2 separate regions of the Homo sapiens genome follow, and region 2 is linked to region 1. The links are chromatin loops, found by intact Hi-C in ENCODE. Cell type or tissue: MCF 10A. All regions are shown on one strand. Each heading gives the region's core, and the rest is flanking DNA. Links, peaks and the distances in the headings are about the cores only.

Evidence for each region. Hi-C counts contacts between places; a loop is a spot of excess contacts. Peaks named below come from ENCODE experiments on the same cell type or tissue, not always from the same donor. Only the 100,000 strongest peaks of a DNase experiment are listed, where the experiment ranks them.
Region 2: it touches region 1 in a loop (6-fold over the local background); 5 of 110 quality-filtered maps call a loop at or near these places.

What each region holds. Positions count from the first base shown.
Region 1 is chr4:77,532,403-77,543,999 of GRCh38, forward strand. It overlaps a transcript of CXCL13 not described here. Among named protein-coding and RNA genes, the nearest start is that of CXCL13, 68 kb to the right of the region's middle. In MCF 10A, for the core only: no CTCF peak of the experiment used is centred there; DNase peaks (open chromatin) are centred at 5,879 and 6,359.
Region 2 is chr4:77,591,543-77,603,139 of GRCh38, forward strand. LOC105377296 (a long non-coding RNA gene) reads right to left here and starts at 2,063. Exons shown (of 7, transcript XR_938912.3): 1 at 1,855-2,063. It also overlaps a transcript of CXCL13 not described here. In MCF 10A, for the core only: a CTCF peak has its summit at 8,039; a DNase peak (open chromatin) is centred at 8,069.

The sequences.
Region 1 (11,597 bases), core at 4,800-7,299:
GCCGAGAAATCAGCTGTTAGTCTGATGGGCTTCCCTTTGTGGGTAACCTGACCTTTCTCTCTGGCTGCCCTTAACATTTTTTCCTTCATTTCAACTTTGGTGAATCTGACAATTCTGTATCTTGGAGTTGCTGTTCTCGAGGAGTATCTTTGTGGCGTTCTCCGTATTTCCTGAATTTGAATGTTGGCCTGCCTTGCTAGATTGGGGAAATTCTCCTGGATAATATCCTGTAGAGTGTTTTCCAACTTGGTTCCATTCTCCCCGTCACTTTCAGGTACACCAATCAGACGTAGATTTGATCTTTTCACGTAGTCCCATATTTCTTGGATGCTTTGTTCATTTCTTTTTATTCTTTTTTCTCTGAACTTCTCTTTTGGCTTCATTTCACTCATTTCATCTTCCATCACTGATACCCTTTCTTCCAGTCAATCAAGTCGGCTACTGAGGCTTGTGTATTCATCATGTAGTTCTCATGCCTTGGTTTTCAGCTCCTTTAAGGAGTTCTCTGCATTGATTATTCTAGTTTGCCATTCATCTAATTTTTTTTTAGGTTTTTAACTTCTTTGCCATGGGTTTGAACTTCCTCCTTTAGCTCAGAGTAGTTTGATCGTCTGAAGTCTTCTTCTCTCAAATCATCATGGTCATTCTCCATCCAGCTTTGCTCCATTTCTGGTGAGGAGCTGTGTTCCTTTGGAGGAGGAGAGGTGCTCTGATTTTTAGTTTCCAGTTTTTCTGCTCTGTTTTTTCCCCATCTTTGTGGTTTTATCTACCTTTGGTCTTTGATGATGGTGAAGTACAGATGGGGTTTTGGTGTGGATGTCCTTTGTGTTTGTTAGTTTTCCTTCTAACAGTCAGGACCCTCAGCTGCAGGTCTGTTGGAGTTTGCTGGAGGTCTACGCCAGACCCTGTTTGCCTGGGTATCAGCAGCAGAGGCTGCACAACAGCAGATATTGGTGAACAGCAGATGTTGCTGCCTGATCGTTCCTCTGGAAGTTTTGTCTCAGAGGAGTACCCGGCCATGTGAGGTGTCAGTCTGCCCCTACTGGGAGGTGCCTCCCAGTTAGGCTACTCAGGGGTCAGGGACCCACTTGAGGAGGCAGTCTGTCCATTCTCAGATGTCCAGCTCCATGCTGGGAGAACCACTACTGTCTTCAAGGCTATCAGACAGGGACATTTAAGTCTGTAGAGGATTCTGCTGCCTTTTGTTTGGCTGTGCCCTGCCCCCAGAGGTGGAGTCTATAGCGGTAGGCAGGCCTCCTTGAGCTGTGGTGGGCTCCACTCAGTTCGAGCTACCAGGCCGCTTTGTTTACCTACTCAAGCCTCAGCAATGGCGGGCACCCCTCCCCCAGCCTCGCTGCCACCTTGCAGTTTGATCTCAGACTGCTGTGCTAGCCATGAGCAAGGGCCCATGGGCATAGGACCCTCTGAGCCATGCACGGGATATAATCTCCTGGTGTGCCATTTGCTAAGACCTTTGGAAAAGTGCAGTATTAGGGTGAGAGTGACCCAATTTTCCAAGTGCCATCTGTCACCCCTTTCTTTGATTAGGAAAGGGAATTCCCTGACCCCTTGCACTTCCCAGGTGAGGCAATGTGCTGCCCTGCTTTGGCTCATGCTTGGTGCACTGCACCCTCTGTCCTGCACCCACTTTCCGACACTCCCCAGTGAGATGAACCTGGTACCTCAGTTGGAAATGCAGAAATCACCCGTCTTCTGCGTTGCTCATGCTGGGAGCTGTAGACTGGAGTTGTTCCTATTCGACCATCTTGGTTCCACCTGGCAGTTTCTTAAAAACAAAAACAAAAGACATGCAACTACCATATGACCTAGCAATTGCACTCCTGGGCATTCATCCCACATGAACACTATGTTCACACAAAAACCTGCACATGGATGTTTCTAATAGCTTCATTTGTAACAGTACAAACCTGGAAACAATCCAGTTGTTCTTTAACTGATGAATGGCTAAACAATGGCACATCATACATGAAATACTACCCAGAAATAAAACGACCAAATTATTGATATACTCAACAACCTGGATAAATCTCCAGAGAATTATGCTGAGTGAAATAAACAATTTAAACATCTTACATATTGTGTGATTCCACTTATGTGTCATTGGGAGAAACAGTGAAATGCACATGAGATCTCTTAATACTTTCTTAATAATTGTCAGATCTCTTTCTGGGTATTATTTCAGTTGAATATGAATCTACAATGATCTAAAAATAAAGTTTAATTTTAAAATACACCTCTGAGAACAGTGTTTGTGTTGGGATCAATTTCAAACAGGTGATACACAGCAGAAGTCCATTTAGTGCAGGCCTCAGGTGTGCCACTTAATCTCTCATCTCCTGCCTTCACACCTGCAAAATGTTGGGGTTGGACCATAAAGAAGCTTCAGGACCTCCTCTTTGCTTCTACAATTCCATGACCTTACTGAGCTATACACATTTGTGGAACCTTTGTTTTGGCCTTATATTTATCAGAGACCCTCTGAAAATCTTTATGGAAACAGCAGTAACTACCTTTCTGGCATTACAACAAAAGAAGTAAATTCTGCCTTCCACCCTCCTGAAAACTGCTTTGCATGCTACAGCAAGATTACTGGAATTACAAAAGGAGAAACACCAAGCATGGCTTTTTCATGGCTAAAATGATCCCCAAATTCACAGTGTCCTCACAATGTCCTCTTCCACAAAGAAGGAACTTCTTCCAGACACACACAATTTGATCAAGTTAATAGTTTCTTAAAAATATTCAGATCTCTTTTTTAGAAACTGGGGGAAGAACTGGGGGCCTTTAGGAACTCTGTTTTGCATTCAATATTCAATCATTCATTCATTCATTTATACTGTAAGCCCTGGAGGTGCCCTCAGTTGTGACATACTTCTTTCTTGACATTTTTATAAATTCTTCAATGTATTCCTTCCCTTATAGGCGTACCCTTTCCAGTTGAGCCATGCTTGTATATACAAACTTAGTCCTCAAATCTCAATCTTGCGACCCATTGTATTTTCCAAAGATGACTGCAAAATCATTCTCATCCCACATGCTGTTCTTACAATGCAACTTTGACATTCTTACCATGAAGTGATGGAGACTATGTTTCCTCCCCTTGAATCTGAGCAGAGCTAATAGCACATGTTGGAAGTGACATATGCAACTTCCAAAGATAGGGCATAAAAATTCCATGTGCATCCACCTGCTTCTTGGTGATACTCACTATTGGAACCCAGCTGCCATGCTACGAGGAAGCCCAAACTCACCCAATTTACCAAGGTAAGGAGGCTACATGGAGAGGCTAGCCATAGATGTTTTGACCAACCACTCAGCTGAAGTCTCAGCCAACAAATAACTAGATCAGCTGATAGACATTCAAGTGAATGTGCCTTTAGATAACTTCAGCTCCCAGATGTAAAGCCACCTTCAGCATTTGAGTGCCAGATAAGATTCTAAACATTGTAGAGACAAGCCATCCTCACTATGCTGTCTGAATTCCTGTCCCACAAAAGTTGGGTGTGGAATTGATCATAATAAAATTATTATTTTATACCACTAAATTTAGAATACTTTGTTGAGCAGTAATAGATAACTATGATTATACTTGATAGAATAAACACCCTAACCTCACTCCCCTCCCTCTCTCAATCTTCTGCTGGTGCTCCCCATTGGCCAAACCCAACTGGAATCCAGAAAGAAAGGAAGCCCAGTGATGTAACCCATATAAGTCAGCTTTTGGGGGCAGGAAATAGAGTGGAGTGTGGAGCTGGCAAAACTGGCAGATATCCAGTGTAGTTTACACTCTGCCTTATTTCATTGACGATGTAAAGTAGATGGCATGAAAGTTGAAATGCCTAAATTTTGATCATTATGGAATAAATAATAAATACCAATCATTTAATCATCCTTTTCAGATAAATCTGTGAAATGAGGTGTTCCGAAGCATAGTTAACTTTTAACTTCCCTTTTGGGTGTGGCTCCATCATGAAGAAGAAGCAGAGTTTAATCACTAAGAGTATAGGTTCTGGAGCCAGTCTGCCTGGGTTCAAATCCTGGCTCTGCTACCAACCAGCTGTATAAATTTGGGTAGCTCCCTTATCCTCTCTGTGTTTCACTTCCCTCATCTGTAAGGAGGGATAAAAATATTGCCTCCCTTATAAATTTGTTGTGGAGATCAAATTAGTTAATAAAGATAAAACATTTAGCATGGTGCTGGGTAAGAGTAAATACTCCATAAGCATTAGCCATTATTATAACACCTAGAAGAAGATTACAAGGTGCAAAGTGTGGCAAAGAAACAAGAGGAAAAGTGGCAAAATATCTTTCTTTTTGGCTTTATTTTCTTCTGAAAAATAGCAATAGCTGATTCAACTATCTCTGATGCTTAGAAATTCTTTAAAAAGAATGACTTTATCAGGATAGAAAAAGGTTCAAGAGTGAGTACAGTAGGTAAGAAGGAAAAAAAGCTATCTCATTTTTTTATGAACTAGAGGTGTGATCTGTTGAGTTCTCATGAACCAGTGAGACATTATTAGAGCATATTATCTTTGAAGTAGGTCTATTACTTTGGTCTTCTCTTCCCAGCTTCCATTCAAAAAATTAAAATCCAAGACAATGGTTCTATAAACAACCTCTAGATAAATACTATTAGTAGCAATGACATTCAAGGAGAAAATAAAAGACATATTCAAATTGTGTTATGAAGAGTTTATTAAACGGAATATTTATAAAAACATGAGCAAGGCATAAAGAAAGAAACTGCAAGGGATAGTTTATTACTCTGGGACTGGCAGCTATAAGAGTACTACTGCAACCCCTAGACCTGAAGGTACAAGAGTACAGAGTCATTGGCTAAACCTGGAGGGAAAGCTGTATGAACACGACTGCAGAGAGGAGCTGTGTGTGGCATTAGTTGTAGAGATGCAGCTGATTCACATAAGGAGCAAGCCAGGGGAAATCAATATCCCAACCTACCTCTCCATCACACCTCCAGCTTGTTGTCAGAGCTCCCTATTGGGGAAACCTAAAGAAGCCAGAGAGAACAAAAGTGGTTATTGAACTCCATACAGGGTACAGAGCAAAGCAGAGAATAGGTCTGGAGGGGCAATGGAAGATATAGTGAGGAGCATGCTTCAGTAATGTGTTGGATAACAGTCATCCATCCCCATGGGCTTGGTTAGAAGATTCCAAGTATTTAGCTAAGTTCTAAAATGTTTTCTATTACAGAGTGTGTAATGGATAGCAATTTTGTTTGGTTTTGTTTTACTGTGTTCCATGTCCCAGCATCCATTTGAGGTTTTTGTGCATGTGTGATAATAGCACTCCAGTTTTCCTTTGCATAATGACTCTTCCTCCATTCTTAACCCATGCAGTTGTTGTGGGTCTGACTCCACTCTATGGATCCTAGGGTAGACATGTGATTCAATTTGGCCAACCCAAGCATTTTCTCCTCTGTCTAGAGGGATGAACTCTTGATCCAAATCAACCCAGTGAGCTTCAGTCCTGAAGCTATTGCTTCAGAAAAGGGTATCTTTCTTTCTGTTGCAGTTTCTAAGCTTATAGAATCTAAGCCCAAAGTTAGAGCCATCTCTGCCCCCAGAGAGTAAGAATCTGAGAACACAGACAACAGAGAGGGAAGCAGAGATCAGTGATGGAGAAACTGAGTCCCAGAGTCCCAGTGGAATTGATGGAACACCTTGAACCCACTGTGCCTAAAACCAAGATACCTCTGGATATTTTAGTTGTCTTTTTCCTACCTCAGCAATGAGAAGTCTTTGGGTTGCAATGAGAGAGGAGGCAGGAAGGTGCCTCAGTTCATGACTACATAGGCTACTCTGGAAGCTTTCACAAAAAGAGACTGCCTCAGAGCTCTGTTTCTGCTCAGTCTCATGAAAGAGTTGTGGTTTTTTTTTGTTTGTTTTGGTTTGGTTTTTTTTTTAATCAGTGAAGAATGACTCATTATTTATCTTGAGGGTGTAACAATGAATTGTTGTAAGATTTATTCAATGTCTTGTCTTTTTTTTTTTTTTTTTCCTACAGCTGTGGACTCTTCCAGGAAAGAAGAAATCAGAAAACATCACCTTTTCTCCACACCCACCCTCAACTTCCACTTCTGTACTATAGAAGCAAAATTGATTAGGCTGGCTAATTTGAAGAGAAAAAGATGATAGGGGCTTTGTGCTTTAGAGGTAGAAGAGGGTAATAGTCAGGTTCACTCTGACAAAGCCCACTAGAGATGGTAGACCCACTGGTAGAAATGGCTACCTGGATACCCAAGGAGAGCATTAATCATCCCATCTCATATCTGAGCTCAGTACTGGGGGAGGGGATAATCAGGTCTCACCAAACCTGGCAGCCTTCCACTGTACGTGTGGGCAAAGACCAACAGCAGTGGTGTTGGTGGTGGAAGTTATCCAAGTCACATGGCAACAAGATATGTTATCGGCAGCCAATCCATTTGGGTCTGTAGCAACCTCAATTCTTGTCTCCTCAGAGGAATGAATTTGAGGGGCATAAGGCAGAAAGAGCTCTAGGCAAGTTTTAGAACAAGAGTGAAAGTTTATTAAGCTTTAGAGCAGGAATGAAAGTGTACTTGGAAGAGGGCCAAGTGGACAGCTTGAAAGACTAGTGCACAGTTTGACCTAATTTGACCTTTTTTTTTTTTTTTTCCTTTTGAAATGGAGTCTAGCTCTGTCGCCCAGGCTGGAGGGCAGTGGCGTGATCTCAGCTCACTGCAACCTCTGCCTCCTGGCTCAAGCATTTCTCCTGCCTTAGTCTACTGAGTAACTGGGATTACAGGCATGCACCCAGAGTTAGGGTATCCTGGCTCCCAGTGAAGGGACTGGCCAATTAATTTTAGTCATAAAAACTACACACCCAGCTAATTTTTTGTATTTTTAATAGAGACAGGGGTTTGCCACTTTGGCCAGGCTGGTCTCAAACTCCTGACCTCAAGTGATCCGCCCATCTTGGCCTCCCAAAGTGCTGGGATCACAAGCATGAGCCACTGCACCTGGCCCCAGTTTGACCTTTTGACTTGAGGTTTTATACATTAGTGTACTTCCAAGGTCCTGCATCCCTTCTCCTCTAATTCTTCCCTTGGGGTGGGCTGTCCGCATGGCAGTGGCCTGCTAGCACTTGGGAGAATGCACAGTGTGTTTACTGGAGTTGTACACATGCTCACTTGAGGCATTCTTCTTTTACCAGTTGAATGTCCCTGGAAGGTCATATGCCAGTTAAACTCCACCATTTTAATGTGCTTGCTTGAACCCGCTCACCCAATTCCTGAGATCTTTTTGGGAAGCTGCTGATCACCAGTTTCAGGTGTTTATATTTATTAGGGGATTGCCGTTCCCTGGTGCCAGCTGCAACCAATTATTATTTCAGCGAGACAGTTAACAACCGCCTTACCATCACCTGATGGCTGCCTGACATTCCTGGTGTGTGTGGTGGGGGTAGGGGGGGAATCCCTATCCTGCTCAGCTCCTATCTGACTAGCTACCTACTGTAATAGTGGCATCCAAAAGTGACTCAAAACCAAGAGTCTCTATTATTGTCCTTGACCATTGGGTCAGAAGGGCCATAAAAACAGGGAGATGCTGACAGTTGTATCAATCTTGATGAAGGAAGAAATTAACTTCATATAATTATTTTTAGAAAAATAGACACGATATTTTTTATGTTCAGTATTATAGATTGATTATCTCTGTTAACTTTATGTAATTTATATGCCAGATACCTAAGGTATCTAATAATAGTACAAGATAGAAAAAATTTTTATACACTTCATGAGGGTTCTGCAAGACCTAACTGTGGTATTTACAAGAAATATGCCATAAATACATTTTTTAATAATTTCAACTTTTATTTTGGATTCAGAGAGTACATGTGCAGGTTTGTTACCCTGGTATATGGCATGATGTTGAGTTTTGGGGTATGATTGATCCCATCATGCAGGTACTGAGCATAGTACCCAATAGTTAATTTTTCAACTGCTGCCTCCCTGCCTCCTTCCTCCTTCCTCTAGTACTCCCCAATGTCTGTTGTTTCCATCTTTACGTCCATGAGTACCCAGTGTTTAGCTCCCACTTGTAAGAAGTGACAGCATGTGGTATCTGGTTTGCTGTTCCTGTGTTAATCTACTTAGGATAATGGCCTCCAGCTCTATGCATGTTGCTGCAAAGGCCACAATGTCTTTCTTTTTATGGCTGTGTAGTACTCTATGGTGTATATATACCATATTTTCTTCATACATTCTGCCACTGATGGACACCTAGGCTGATTCTATGCCTGCTATTGTGAATAGTTCTGTGATGAACATGCAAGTGCGTGTGGTTTTTTGGTATAAAAATTTATTTTCTTTTGGAAGTAATAGGGTTGCTGGGTCAAACAGTAGTTCCTTTTTAAGTTCTTTGAGAAGTCTCTAAACTGCTTTCCACAGAGGCTGCACTAATTTACATTCCCACCAACAGTGTAGAAGCCTTCCCTTTTCTCCACAGCATCACCATCTGTTAGTTTTTGACTTTTAATAGCAGCCATTCTGACTGGTGTGAGATGGTATCTCAATGTGGTTTTGATTTGCATTTCTCTGATGATGTGATGTTGAACATTTTTTTCATACGTTTGTTGGCTGCTTGTATGTTGTCTTTTGAGAAGTGTCTGTTCGTGTCTTTTGCCCATTCTTAATGGGGTTATTTTCTTTTTGCTTGTTCAATTGTTTAAGTTCCTTATAGATTCTGTATATTAGACCTTTGTTGGATGCACAGTTTGTGAATATTTCTCTCATTCTGTAGGTTGTCTGTTTACTCTGTTGTTAGTTTCTTTTGCTGTGCAGAAGCTCTTTAGTTCATTTAGGTCCCAGTTGTCAATTTTTATTTTTGTTTCAATTGCCTTGGAGGACTTAGTCATAAGTTATTTCCCAAGGCTGATGTCCAGAATGGTGGTTCCTAGGTTTTCTTCCAGGATTCTTAATTTGGGGTCTTACATTTAAATCTTTAATCCATGTTTCTTTCTTATGCATATGGCTAGCCAGCTATCCCAGCACCATTTATTGAATAGGAAGTCCTTTCCACATTGCTTATTTTTGTCGACTTTGTTGAAGATCAGATGGCTGTAGGCGTATGGCTTTATTTCTGGGTTCTATATTCTGTTCCATTGGTCTATGTGTCTGTTTTTGTACCAGTACCATGTTGTTTTGGTTACTGTAGCCTTATTGTGTAGTTTGAAGTCAGGTAGTGTGATGGCTCTGGCTTTTTTCTTTTTGCTTAGGATTGCTTTGGCAATTCAGGCTTTTGTTATTGTTGTTCCAAATGAAGTTTAGAGTAGTTTTTTCTAGTTCTGTGAAAAATTAAATTGGTAGCTTAATATGAATACCATTGAATCTGTACATTGCTTTGTGTGGTATGGCCATTTTAATGATATTGATTCCAATCATGAGCATGGAATGTTTTTCCATTTGTTTATGACATCTATGATTACTTTCAGGCGGTGTTTTCTAGTTCTCCTTGTAGAGATCTTTCACCTACTTGGTTAGATTATTCCTAGGTGGGTTTTTTTGTGGCTATTGTGAATGGGATTGTGTTCTTGATTTGGTTCTCAGCTTGAATACTATTTGTGTATAGAAATGCCACAGATTTCTGTATATTGGCTTTTGTATCCTGAGATTTTACTGAGGTCATTTATCAGCTCCAGGAGCCTTTTGAAGGAGTCTTTAGGATTTTCTAGGTATAGAATCATATCATCAGAGAAGACAGATAGTTTGACTTCTTCTTTTCCTGTTTAGATGGCTTACATTTTTTCTCTTGTCTGATTGCTCTGGCTTAGACTTTTGGAACTATGTTGAATAGGTGTGATGAGAGTAGGTATACTTGTCTTATGCCAGTTCTCAAGGGGAATGCTTCCAGTTTTTGCTTTTTCAGTATAATGTTGGCTACGGGTTTGTCATAGATGACTCTTATTATTTTGAGGTATATTCCTTTGATACCAAGTTTGTTTAAGGTTTCTACTCTGAAGGGATTTTTGGTCTAATTGAGAGTTTTTTCTGTGTCTATTGAAATGAGTGCAAGGTGTCTTAGTCTGTTCTCATATTGCTATAGCAGTACCAAGGGGAAAATCCACTCTCATGATCCAATCACCTTCCACCAGGCCCCATCTCCAATACTGGGGATTACAATTCTACAAGAGATTTGGGTGGGGACACAGATGCAAACAATATCATGTGGTTTTTGCTTTTAATTCTGTTTACGTGGTGAATCACATTTATTGATTTGCATGTGTGGCACAAATCTTGCATCCCAGGAATGAAGCCTACTTGATCATGGTGAACTAACTTTTTTAAGTGCTACTGGATTCAGTTTGCTGGTATTTACTTGAGGATTTTTGCATCCATGTTAATCAGGGATATTGGCCTATAGTTTTCTTTCTTTGTTGTGCCTTTGCCAGGTTTTGGTATCAGGGTGATGCTAGCTTTGTAGAATTAGTTAGGAAGGAATCTCTCCTTAATTTTTTGGGAATAGTTTCAGTGGGATTGGTAGCAGCTTTTCTTTTTAGGTATGGTAGAATTTGGCCATGGACCCATTTGGTCTAGGGCTTTTCTCAGTTGGTAGGTTTTTTATTACTGATTGTATTTTGGAACTCAATATTAGTCTGTTCAGGGTTTCAATTTCTGCCTGATTCAATCTTGGGAGATTGTGTGTTTCTGGGAATTTACACATTTCTTCCATATTTTCTAGTCTGTATGCATAGAGGTGTTCATAATAGTCTCTAAGGGCTTTTTGTATTTCTGTGAGATTGGTTGTAAGGTCACTTTTGTCATTTCTGGTTGTGCTTATTTTTCCTGTTTTTTTCATTTTTTATTAATGTAGTCTAGTGTCTATCAATCTTGTTGATCCTTTCAAAAAAACTGCTTTTGGTTTCATTGATTCTTTGTATGGATTTTTGGATCTCAATCATTCAGTACTGCTCTGAGTTTAGTTCTTTTCTTCTGCTAGCTTTGGGGTTAGCTCATTCTTGTTTTTATTATTCTTATAGTGTGCTGTTAGATAGGTAATTTGAGATCTTTCCAACTTTTTGACATAGGCATTTAGCACTATTAACTTTCCTCTTAACATTGCTTTTGCTGTATCCCAGAGATTTTCATTGTGTCTCTGTCCATCTTTATTTATTTCAGAGAATTTTTGAATTTCTGTCTTACTTTTGTTGTTTACCCAAAAGTCATATAGGAGCAACTTGTTTAATTTTCATGTAATTGTGTGATTTGAAAAGATCATCTTGGTATTTATTTCTATTTTTATTCCAATATGGTCTGAGAAAATGGTTGTTATGATTTCCATTTTTTATTTTATTTTTTAAATTATTATACTTTAATTTCTAGGGCACATGTGCACAATGTGCAGGTTTGTTACATATGTATACATGTGCCATGTTGGTGTGCTGCACCCACTAACTCGTCATTTACATTAGGTATTTCTCCTAATGCTATACCTCACCACTCCCCCAACCCCATGACAGGTCCCGGTGTGTGATGTTCCCCACCCTGTGTCCAAATGTTCTCATTGTTTAATTCCCACCTATGAGTGAGAACATATGGTGTT
Region 2 (11,597 bases), core at 7,026-9,525, 61 kb after region 1:
TCCATCTCAAAAAAAAAAAAAAAAAAAAAAAGTTTCTCAAATTTTAGCAACTATCATAATCACCTGGGAAGTGAATTAAACAGACACAGCTTCTCTAGTCCAATCCCCAGAAATTTTGATTCTGTAATTTGGACTCTGGAATCCACATGTGTACAAGTGCCCCAAATGACCCTGATCAGCCAACAGGACCCAGGCCACACTTGGCACAGCCCTGCCCCAGCTTCATATCCACGCCATTCACCACTGTGGCCCTGCTGCCAGCAAGTGCCTGTGCACAGTCACTGTGCAACTAACATCCACTGAATGACAGACTTTGGCATCAGGACATCTAGATTTGAGAACTTATTCTTCTTTAACTTCTTTAATTGATCACTTAAACTCTGAGCTCCAAATGTTCTTATCTGTAAAAAGGGAATAATGTCTGTCTACAGAGTTCTAGGTTGTCAGTGACAAAGAAGCAACACCAAAAACATTTCTGGCCACCTTGATCAGAAAAGAAATAATTGGATCATTATCACATGATCCAGCAATCCCACTTCTGGATATTTATCCAAAGGATTTGAAGTCAGTATGTCAAAGAGATATCTGCACCCCCATGTTTATTGTAGTTTTATTCACAATGGCCAAGATATGGAAATAATCTAAGTGTACATCAGCAGATAAATGAATAAAGAATATGTGGTGCTTATACACAATAGAGTACTATTCAGCCTTAAAAAGAAGAAAATCCTATGATTTGCAACAACATGGATACACTTAGTTATGCTAAGTGAAATAAGCCAGGCATAGAAAGACAAATACATGTTCTCACTTACATGTGGAATCTAAGAAAACATTGAAATCACAGAAGTAGAGAGTGGAATGGTGGTTGTCAGGGGTTGGGGGAAGGGGAATGGGGAGATATTGGTGAAAGGGTACAAAGTTTCAGTTTAACAGGAGGACTAAATGGTAAATATTTGACATGATGGATATATTAACTAGCTTGATACAATTATTCCACTATATATATCATAATATCATTGTGTGCCCCATAATTCTATACAATTATAGTTTGTCAATATATAATGAAATTAATTAAATAAATAATTGAAAGGACATTGGACAGCTCATGAAATCCCTGGCAAGGCTGAAGGACTGAGGAAACCAGGGGGAGCTGGGCAGCAAGGAACCATGCCAAGATCATGCCACAGGGGCAATCCAGTGAAGACATAGACTTTCATCACTCAAGATTCAGTTTTGAGTGAGAACACGAAGCTGGCCATCCTGGGTCTTGTGTACTGGCTGCCAGGGGCCTTTTCAGATTTCATAGTGGAAATGGGGCCTCATTGTCCCTCAAGATTTACACAAGATTTCTCCAAAACAGGAAGTTTTGAATGCTGGGCAGCTAAATGTGCATTATGAATTAACTCCAACTTAAGTTGGAAGAAATTCAGAGAGGTTAATAACGTATAAACAAGTGGCAGAGCTGTGGTTTTAACTCATATCTCTTTCCTCTCTTTGTACTTAGAACAGAGCCCTCTTGAAGGTCTGTTCTTTTGGCTTTCCTTTGAATTTCAGTGGTCTCAGGCAATTTTTTTCCCTCATCGATTCTTCCCACACCAACAAGGTAAGAAATGCTTGACCTTACAGAGGCGAGCAGAAAGTAGAAACTGAAAAGCACACTCTGTTTCCCTGATTATGCCTATGATTAATCACTTTCTGACAAAACGAAACTGTTTCTAACCTCAAATTAAACATTTTAAAAGCCAACAAGGCTTGAAAGAACAGAATCACTTCCAATTTATGGTAAGAAGGAGCAGTAATAATCATTGCATCACATCATCTCCCATATGTGCCCTGTATTAGGAATCATACCTAAGTTCGAGAGTCGTCACTGGTGCCATCACGATGAATGAGTGGACATCCCCGTGAGACTTGGCCTTCCAAAGCAAAGCTGGTCAACTCATGTGGCTTTGAGGAAGTCGACTCCAGAATAAAAGTTAATGGAAATGCATAAGCGGAGCAATGATGAGATAGAAAACTACCTTAAATTTGAAAATCATTTCACATTTTATTAAGCACTTTCGCATACCTTAACTTCTTGTAATATCCCTGCATATCCCTTTTTATAGATGAGAACATTTGGAACTCAAAATTTAAATGGTCAGTTTAAGAAGAATGAGCTGTTAAATCTAGGTCTCTTGATTCTGGTGAAAATCTTGGCATGCTTGAAGACAAGGGTGCTCTTGCAGAGAAGAACATATGTCACAGTGGTATCACCAGTTGGGCAAAAAGCTCTGTCATCAACCAGTCGAGGAGAGGTGAGGACGAGTGCTACCCCAGAGGTGGTAGCTTGAAAGTGAAAAGACAGGGGTATTTCTAACAGCTATTAAGGACAGAACACAGAGATTGGGCTGAGTTAGAGGATAAACTGGGGCAGTGCCTCTCTCTGAGCAGCAGCAAAAGGTCAGCATTGCTGCTGGCTGATGTGGAATTTATAATGAAAGCCATGCCGTAGTAGGCAAGGATGTTTTGCTTTAAAAAGTGACATTTGCCTCTTGGTAATACATGCTGCAGGTGTAAGTGTTTGGGGGCTCCACATTCCAGTGTGATGCAAAAAGCACTGGACTTTTAATCAAGGGAGCTGGCTTGAGTCATGCATGTCTATCTCTGGAGGCTGCCAGAGTCAGTCATGCAGAGGACGAGAGGAGTGAGCTCTTAGCCAACTTGCTTCAAGTCCATAGAGGTCCAGTTTCTCCTTCTGCCCTGAAAACCTGGGTCCACAGAGCCATCTTAAGTACCTCAAGCCCAGGGCAAAGGTCCTGGTAGCACCACTTATCTGGAGTACAGATCACTGGAGCCATTTGTCTCCTCTACAAACAGGGACAACAATTAAAATAATGAGACAATAGGCTGGTCAGGAAGTCCCCCAATACTTGCATCAAAATTACCCATTTTAGCAGCTTGTTATTAGAGCTATTGGGCATCAACATAGCTCAAAAGCTTCCCTCTGGCCATAATAAAACATTTCATGTCACAAATCCCAGGCACAGTGGCCTGGGCTCTGTTGACAGGCAGCTGGGCAGGTCCAGGGGCATACTGATGCCAGTGAGGGCCATGGGGCTCATCTTTCCCAGGTCCACATTCAACAACCTCATTTTGGTGGTTTGAAATTGGCCATAATCCACATGGACACTGGGAGGGGAACAACACACACTGTTCAGGCCTGTCGGGGTAGGAGGCTGGGGAAGGGAGAGCACCAGGATAAATAGCTAATGCATGTGAGGCTTAATACCTAGGTGATGGGTTGATAGGGGCAGCAAACCACCACAGCACCTGTTTACCTATGTAACAAACTTGCACGTCCTGCACATGTATCCCAGAACTTAAAATAAAATTTTAAAAAATAATAAAAATTAGAAAATAAAATACAGAAAAATAGAGGGAAAAAAATTGGCCACGGTAAGAGTATGTACATCACAGAAATAGACAAATGCCATGAGTCAGAACTTTATATTTTCCAGAAAGCTGGTTGTAAAGCATTTACCAGCAGCACATCATTTTTGGTTTTAGGTGATTTTTTTTTTTTTTTTTTACCAGTGACACAAAGTCCCTTTGCATATCAGGGAGGCAGCATGGCCCCCTAGTTTCCATTCACTTAATGTACTACGGGCAGCCGCTGTTTTTGAGTTATCTTCTAAGACCTCTTATGCTATAATCAAGAAAACATGTTGTCTTAGAAAATTTCCACCACTCTGAGACACCTTGAGTAAAAGTATCCCTAGTTTGTACTTTTAAACTCAGGGCCAGGATGTATTGAGTTTAGAAACCCAAGTACACACACTAAGGATGCTAAAATTTCGGTACCACAGACCACATCTTTTTTGTACATTGCTTATTGCCTGCAAGATAGTTTGCTCATCTGAAGGCAAGAACAGAGCAATGGCCATGATTTAGTTCACTTTTGGACCCTGAGTAAAATTGAACCATGCGGGAAGATCAAATAAGCCTTTCTTTGTTTGTGACACATAGGAGAGTATGGCATAAAAGTGTGAAAGCCACAGACTTTGAATATAAATGCAGTCATGTAGGTGTTAATACTCCACGTATATAACTTTGTCCTACTTGCCTATAGGGCCTCTGTCCTGCACCCCCAAAGAGCACCCTAATAATGAAACAATACTGTTGGCGATTTTTTGCTCTAGCCTTCTTATCAAAAGCATCACTGCTGTCCTGTGGAGGCTTCCTGTGAGGATGCTGTTCTGTCACCCTGAGCCTTCACAGTCTTGGAGCTATACTGTTGTCTGCAGAGCAGTTAGAGGGAAGGACTCTCTCCCCAGTTTTCTGTCCCACTTCCTAAGACAATGTCCCCTGGGCTCCAAACAAGCATGCTTGCATCCAGAGATGTGATCACATAGAGGCTCCTCAATTTGGCACTCAAACACCTCTCCCATGGGTCCAAACAGTCTTTCAGCTTGGGTACAAATGGGGAATTAACCACTCCCTCTGTTGACCTAATCATACTCAACAAATTGTTACTTTTTGCAAACAAAACAAAGTCCCTTTTCATATTACTGAGGCAGATAGAAGGCAGTATAACAAGAAATACAATGGAATTTTTCCTGTTGTCCCGGAAGGGAGCTAAGATCTAAAGCTGACAAGCAAAAACACTAACAGTGTGTGTCCATTAAGATGATTTTCTAAGTAACCAAAATTGCTAGGTATAGGTTTTGTCTTGAGTAAGACCATCTCTGTATCACCTCCCACTTGTTTGTATGGCTATTATCAAAAAGACAAGAGGTAACTGTTGGCAAGAGTGTAGCGAAAAGGGAACACGTACACTGTTGGTGGGAGTGTAAATTAGTACAGTCATTTTGGAAAATAGTATGGAGGTTACTCCAAAATTAAAAATAGAACTATCATACGCTCCAGCAATCCCTCTTCTGTGTATACACCCAAACAAAATGAAATCAATACCTTGGGCTGGGCACAGTGGCTCATGCCTGTAATCCCAGCACTTTGGGAGACTGAGGTGGGCGAATCACCTGAGGTCAGGAGTTAGAGACCAGCCTGGCCAACATGGTGAAACCCCATCTCTACTAAAAATACAAAAATTAGCTGGGTATGGTGGCGGGTGCCTCTAGTCCCAGCTACTGGGGAGGTTGAGGCAGGAGAATCATTGGAACCCGGGAGGCAGAGGTTGCAGTGAGCTGAGACCGCGCCATTGCACTCTAGCCTGGGCAACAAGAGTGAGACTCTGTCTCAAAAAAAAAAAAAAAAAAGAAAAGAAAAAGAAGAAAAGAAAGAAGTCAATACCCTGAAGAGATATCTGCATCCACACGTTCATTGCAGCATTACTCACGATAGCCAAGACGTGGGAATGACCTAAGTGTCTATTGATGGAAGAACGGGTAAAGAAAAATGTGATCTATACATGCGGTGGAGTATTATTCAGCCTTTAAAAAGATGAAAATGCTGCCATTTGCAAGAACACGAATGAACCTGGAGGACATTACACTAAGTAGTATAAGCCAGACACATAAAGAAGCATATTGCATAATCTCACTTATATGTGAAATCCAAAACAGTCAAACATATAGAAGCAGAGTAGTGGTTATCAAGGGTGAGGAGGTGGGGGAAATAGAGAAACATTTAAAAAATGATAGATTACTTAAAAACATTTTTAATTGATTCAGAGGGAATATTTTACTGATTATTAGATTGAAGCTCTGTAGACTTCCCAGCTAATTGTGTAAATCATATTTTTTTTAATGTATTGATACTTAGGTTTTCCCCTGGGGGCAAAAGGAATGCATTCATTTTGAATAGTATATTTTTTAATCTTTTTGCATAAACTAAAGCAATATGTCATTTTAAAAAAGATTTCCATTCTTTTGGCAAGGAGCTTCTCCATGTGTTGGTTTTGTTGAACCTGGATGTAACATCTGGAATTGATGCAGCCACTTTGTGCCATGAGTGAATCTAGCCTGAGGACAATTTCCTAAGGCAGGAAGGGGCCGCCTTTTACATTATCCCTGTTTTAAGAGCTAAAGTAAAAAAGTTCTTTCCCAGACCCCAATTCCTTAGAAAAGTGAAATTCTCATGGTTGGCTTAAGAAAATAAAGATTTCCCCACCAAGAGTCTTGGAATATGGAAGAAGTTGAATATTCAAATGAATAGGGTCTATTAGAATGGTGGAAGTGCACAAATGGCTCTTGGGTGGGCAACAGGATCTGCTCTGTGGCCACATTCTATGTCCAAAGCACCAGCAGCACCAAGGCTGACCACCCACAGGGACTACCAAGAGGCACCTGCCCACCACCAGCACCTAAGTCAATGAAATGAAAAGACTAGGAGAGGTGAGAGAGCTTTGGGAGACTGCCAGGTGTATAAGAGAATCCCTGCCCTCTCATTTCTCTTCGGAACTTTGGCAAGCCACTAAAGCAGCAGAGTGCTTGATGTCATTGGAGCTTGGAGAAGGGGAGACAGGAAGACAAGAAGCTGAGAAAAGGGAACCATTGAGTCAGCCTGTTTTTCTACTGTCTGGCAAAGCAAGTCTTCTGTGGGTCATGTGGACACTGCGGGAGATGACCAGGCTTGCCTGTCTTGACAGTATACTGCCTCCAAAGGACTGGCATGGAGCAAGGGGATCCCAGCAACAAGGGGCTGTGGAATATGCTCCTGTGGTAGCAGCTGAAGATTTGCGGAAGCCGTTGGTTCAGAATCGAGTCTGCCATATTAGTTTGCACTGTATTAGGGAGACTCTGCAGAGAGATTCAGCCACATCCATAGAGTTAACAGAGAGCAGTGGGGAGTAACAGGGCTGGATAGTGCCTGTCGTCTTGCCATGAAAGATAACCATTCCATCCCCAATCCCTTCGTCCCTTTCAGAGCCTGGAAGAGGGAAGGGGAAGTATAGAACAACCAGACTATGCTTTTCTCACCCACTCCAAGCCTCTATAGTCAAAGTTTTCATCTATGTTAGCTGGAAGAGAGAAGAGCTTTGAATCAAACATTGAAATTTATTCAACAAAGAAATAAGACTATTTGAATAACAAAAAGTGACAAAAAGATGTTATGGAATCTGGAAGATGCCTCATGAGAGATGCTACACCACCAGAAAGGGAGAGGCAATATAGTAGAGTGGCAGGTTATTGCGGAAAACTTTTCTTCGTTATACACTAACACATTGAGACTCCATAGTGAACACATTCTACAGAAGGAAGGTGAGGTGTCGCCCAACTCTAAGCTTTGAAAATATTCATGTCCCATTTTTGGCCTAGCCCCAACACAATGATTTTTTTTTTTCTTTGAGATGGAGTCTCACCCAGGCTGGAGTACAATGGCATGATCTCGGCTCCCTGCAACCTCTGCCTCCCGAGTTCAAGTGATTTTTCCTGCCTTAGCCTCCATAGTAACTGGGATTACAGGCACCTGCCACTATGCCCGACTAATTTTTGTATTTTTAGTAGAGCCAGGGTTTCACCATATTGGCCAGGCTGGTCTTGAACTCCTGACCTCAGGTGATCCACCTGCCTCAGCCTCCCAAAATGCAGAGATTACAGGCATGAGCCACCGCACCCGGCCAGCCCCAACACTATTACTGAAGGTAAATAAAAATGGAGTCTTAGGAGTAGAGCTAGAGGAAAAAAAACATTAACAATATCTAGGTACTGCCAATGAACCTTCCTTGGTATCCGTGAGGATTGGTTGCAAGACTCCCGTGTATACCAGAATCTATAGATGCTCAAGTCTCTGATATAAAATGGGGTAGTATTTGCATATAACCTGTGCACATCCTCCTGTATACTTTAAATCATCTCTAGATTACTTATAATACCTAATACAATGTAAACACTATGTAAATAGTTATATTGTTTAGGGAATAATGACAAGAAAAAAATCTGTACATGTTCAGAACAGACATGGTCCTTTTTAAAATATTTTTGATTCACAGTTGGTTGGATCCACAGATGTGAAACCCTATGGATAAGGAAGGCCGACTGTATTCATTTGGAACGTAAATTGGAGTACTTGGAGAAGATATTCAACCTGTGAACTTCAGGCCCCTAGTGGTGGTCAAAGTGATTGCAAAGAGTCCTCAACCCCATCTGTGAGAACTGGGGTGGACAGCAAAGGGATGAGGCAGCAGAGGAAGTTGGAGAGAGCACCAGGATCCACTAAGGACTTCTCCACACAGGGGATAGTGGGAAGCCTTTGCAGCACAGCAAAGACACAAACAGCTTTGTGTTTTGAGAAGATGGTTCTGGCTGCAGTGTGGAAAGTGGATTGGGATTGGGGATGGGAAAAGAGCAGTTAGCAAGCTATTGAAGTAGTTGGACAATGGTGGCTGGGAATAGTTTCTAGCAGTGAAACGGGAGGAAAGTGGAGAAAGTCAGGCTATTTTAAGATATACAAGTGCCAGCTCTTAGAGACCAAATAGATATGGGGATTAAAGGCGATGAAGGAGTTCAAGATAACTTCCCTGGTTTTTAAGCAAATTTTTGAGCAACTGGGTGAATGATGATACCATTTACTAAGACTTGGAATATTGGAGATAGAGCAGGTTTTGAGGACACTAAGTTCAGTTTGGGGATAATATGATTAGTGAGAAGTATCTAGGAGGCCTCTATGAAGAAATGACCAGTAATTAGGCTATTGAATAGATACCAATGTGAGAGGACTTACATGTAAACTTGAAGGACTGGGAAGAGACACACACCCCTAGGGAGAGAGTACACAGTGAGAGGAGCGGAATAGCTAGTTAGATGAAGAAGAGAAAAGAGCAAAGCAATATGACACTGAGAAGATTACTTGGGGGCACCTGAGGTTTGCAGATTAGCTGATATCAAGGGAACAAAGTGATATGCCAAAAACTTTCAAAATTGCATAAGGGTTCTCTTGCTGGAAAATGAAACTATTGACTTTTATTTATAATGTCCAGGTCTTCATTGATGGTTATAACATAAATATATGCCGAATGAGAAAAGTAGATGATGACTTATTATCTACATGACATATGATTATATATGATGACATATGATTACATTATAGCGTCAGTAGAGGAGAAACAAGATGAGTATTTTGCTAATGCTCACTGCATGCACTATGCTTTAAAAGCAAAAGCACAATTGCTTGATCACTTTGACATTGGTATGTGGTGGCCTCACTGTTCTCAGAAATCTTTCTAATCACAGAAGGTACAAGCCCAGCCACTGCTGAGGCCGAATGTGATCTCATGCCAGAGGACCAATATGCAATCTGATTTTGCAACCTCAGGAATAAGGAGTTGGATTTGGGCAAGAATTTGTTGGACTATTTCAGATTTTTAGGGGTTTTTCTCCCCTCCTTCATGAATATTTCAGCCTAATCAAAAAAATCTCAAACCTCACAATATTTTTAAAGCAATAAGTCAAATCAAATAAATGATTTGAATGTTGAAATAATGCAACACACCCCTTCTGGTCAGCACACAGGCAGGGTCTTCTTTACCTGAGGACAGACCTTTTCCTTCCCGCAAACTGTTTCTGTAAGTAATGCTGCCACCTAGCAGTCTCTTGGGGAATCACCACCCTACAAGGTAATAGCTTTCGGTACACACGTTTTAGGTTTGTGGTGGCTTCCCTGCATTTAAGTTGGGTTTAAACAACACTTGAAATATGAATTTAATTACCTTTGAAAAATGTCTTTTCTGCAGGTATAGGTCTTGAAATCATGGTGTGGCAAAAAATAGGCTGTTGAAAGCAGCTCGCTCAAGATGAAAATGATGGCAAAATGCACAGGATTTGCACTGTCCAAACTCATCCAATTGCAGACACTGAATATGTGCAGTTCTTTTTATATAAATTATTCCTCAATAAAGCTGTTTAAAAAATGGTAAAATAAAAAGAAAATGATGAAAAAAAATAAAACACCCCCTGTGTAAAACTTCAGTACATTTGTATGAAATAACAAACCTCTACAAGTAACTTGTGAGGAGAGTAGGTAAAAACAAAGTGTGGATGATCAGCGTCAAAGAAGAACAGCTCTTTAACCAGAGAACTCTGGAGTCATAATCTCAAAGTATCACCTATGTGCCTACTGGAAACCTAAATGCTGTGACATTTTAATTCACAGCAGGAGCTTCACTTGCAAACTAAGCAAAGTTACTTTTTCATGTACTTCACGTTTTTGTGTTTTCACAAAGGTTAAAAAGAAACAGCTAACAGTTATTGAAGTGTTTGCTATTTGCCCAACACTGAGTAAAACACTTTCCAAGCACTGTTATGTAACCTACACAATCCCCTGAGATGATGTTACTGATACTGGTGGCCTGGGGAAGTTAACAAGGCAAATAAGTGTTGGAGTCGGGATACAAACCGAGCCAGTCTGATTTCAGAGCCTGAGCTCTCACCTCCAAGGTTATAATACTTTTCTATTGTGCTGAAAGTTATGTGGGAGCAAACAGATGTCAGATGTTCAGCAGGTTAAAACATGTGTTAACAGGATACAGTAAGTTTCTGTTTTCTAGTTGAGTGGCATGAAAGAAAATGTTCTCAATTGTATCACAGTGACATTTGTCCTATCTCTTACTACAAACTACTTTATTTAATCACTGTGAAACTCTACCGTTAACTCTCTGTTTAATACCTGTTGACTACCTAGATTGTCAGATACTTTGTCCAATTATGCCATCTCACTGTTTTAGTGACATTTCACTTTTTGATATCTTGAGAGAGAGTTTCCTTCTTGTCACTGCTCTGCATTTAGATGTCAGTGAGTACTGACATCTACAGTGGATGTGTCCTGTCCACTTTTACTAAAATAAGGTATCTATGCATCATTTTCTGAGGAAATGTCTTGTCCAAACATATCTCTGAAGATAATTTGAATGTGCATAATATCTTTATCCAGAAATAGCATGCCACAGCAAACTATGCAGCTTATGTTAGACCAGGCCCATGCATTCAAACCACCTGAGAATCTCGTTGAATGCAGGACCTGAGATTCTACATTTTAAACTAGCTCTCGGGTGAAGTTAATGATGCCAGTCCTTGGATCACAATTTAAGTACCAAGGTTCTAAATTACCCAGTTATGCTTGGGTCTGGAAAGAAAATCTGATTCGATTCCAAAGTGAAGCAAAAAAAAAACTTCCCTATAATTTTCTCATTTTATGTATCTGATGATAAAAATCAGGTTTGATATAAACCAAGTTATGTATTTTTATGTTTCTAAACAAGGGTATCTATAAAATCTATTTTAAAAATAAATTGTTTCCATTTGAGTTTTAAATCTATTTGTTTAAATATTTTTTCTTCTTGTCATCAGAGTTTTTGAAATTTATACCTCTACCATAAGATATCATGTAGTGTTGGACTTGAAACTTCTAGAATCATCTGGCTATCAGAGAGCTGCCCAACCTCCAGCCCCATCTTAGGGCAGACATGAATAAGGCTTCTTTGGTCTAAATAAGCTAAATCCAGAGCTCTGGGCATTAAAGAAACTGAAGTCAGATTTTAGAATTGTTCTGCAATTAGTTCCTTGACCTGGTGGTCCTATTTTTAATAGCAGCCAATTTAGGAGTTTCCTAGGTTTATTCAGAGCTCTCTTTCAGGTAACTTTGTCCCTATACTCTTC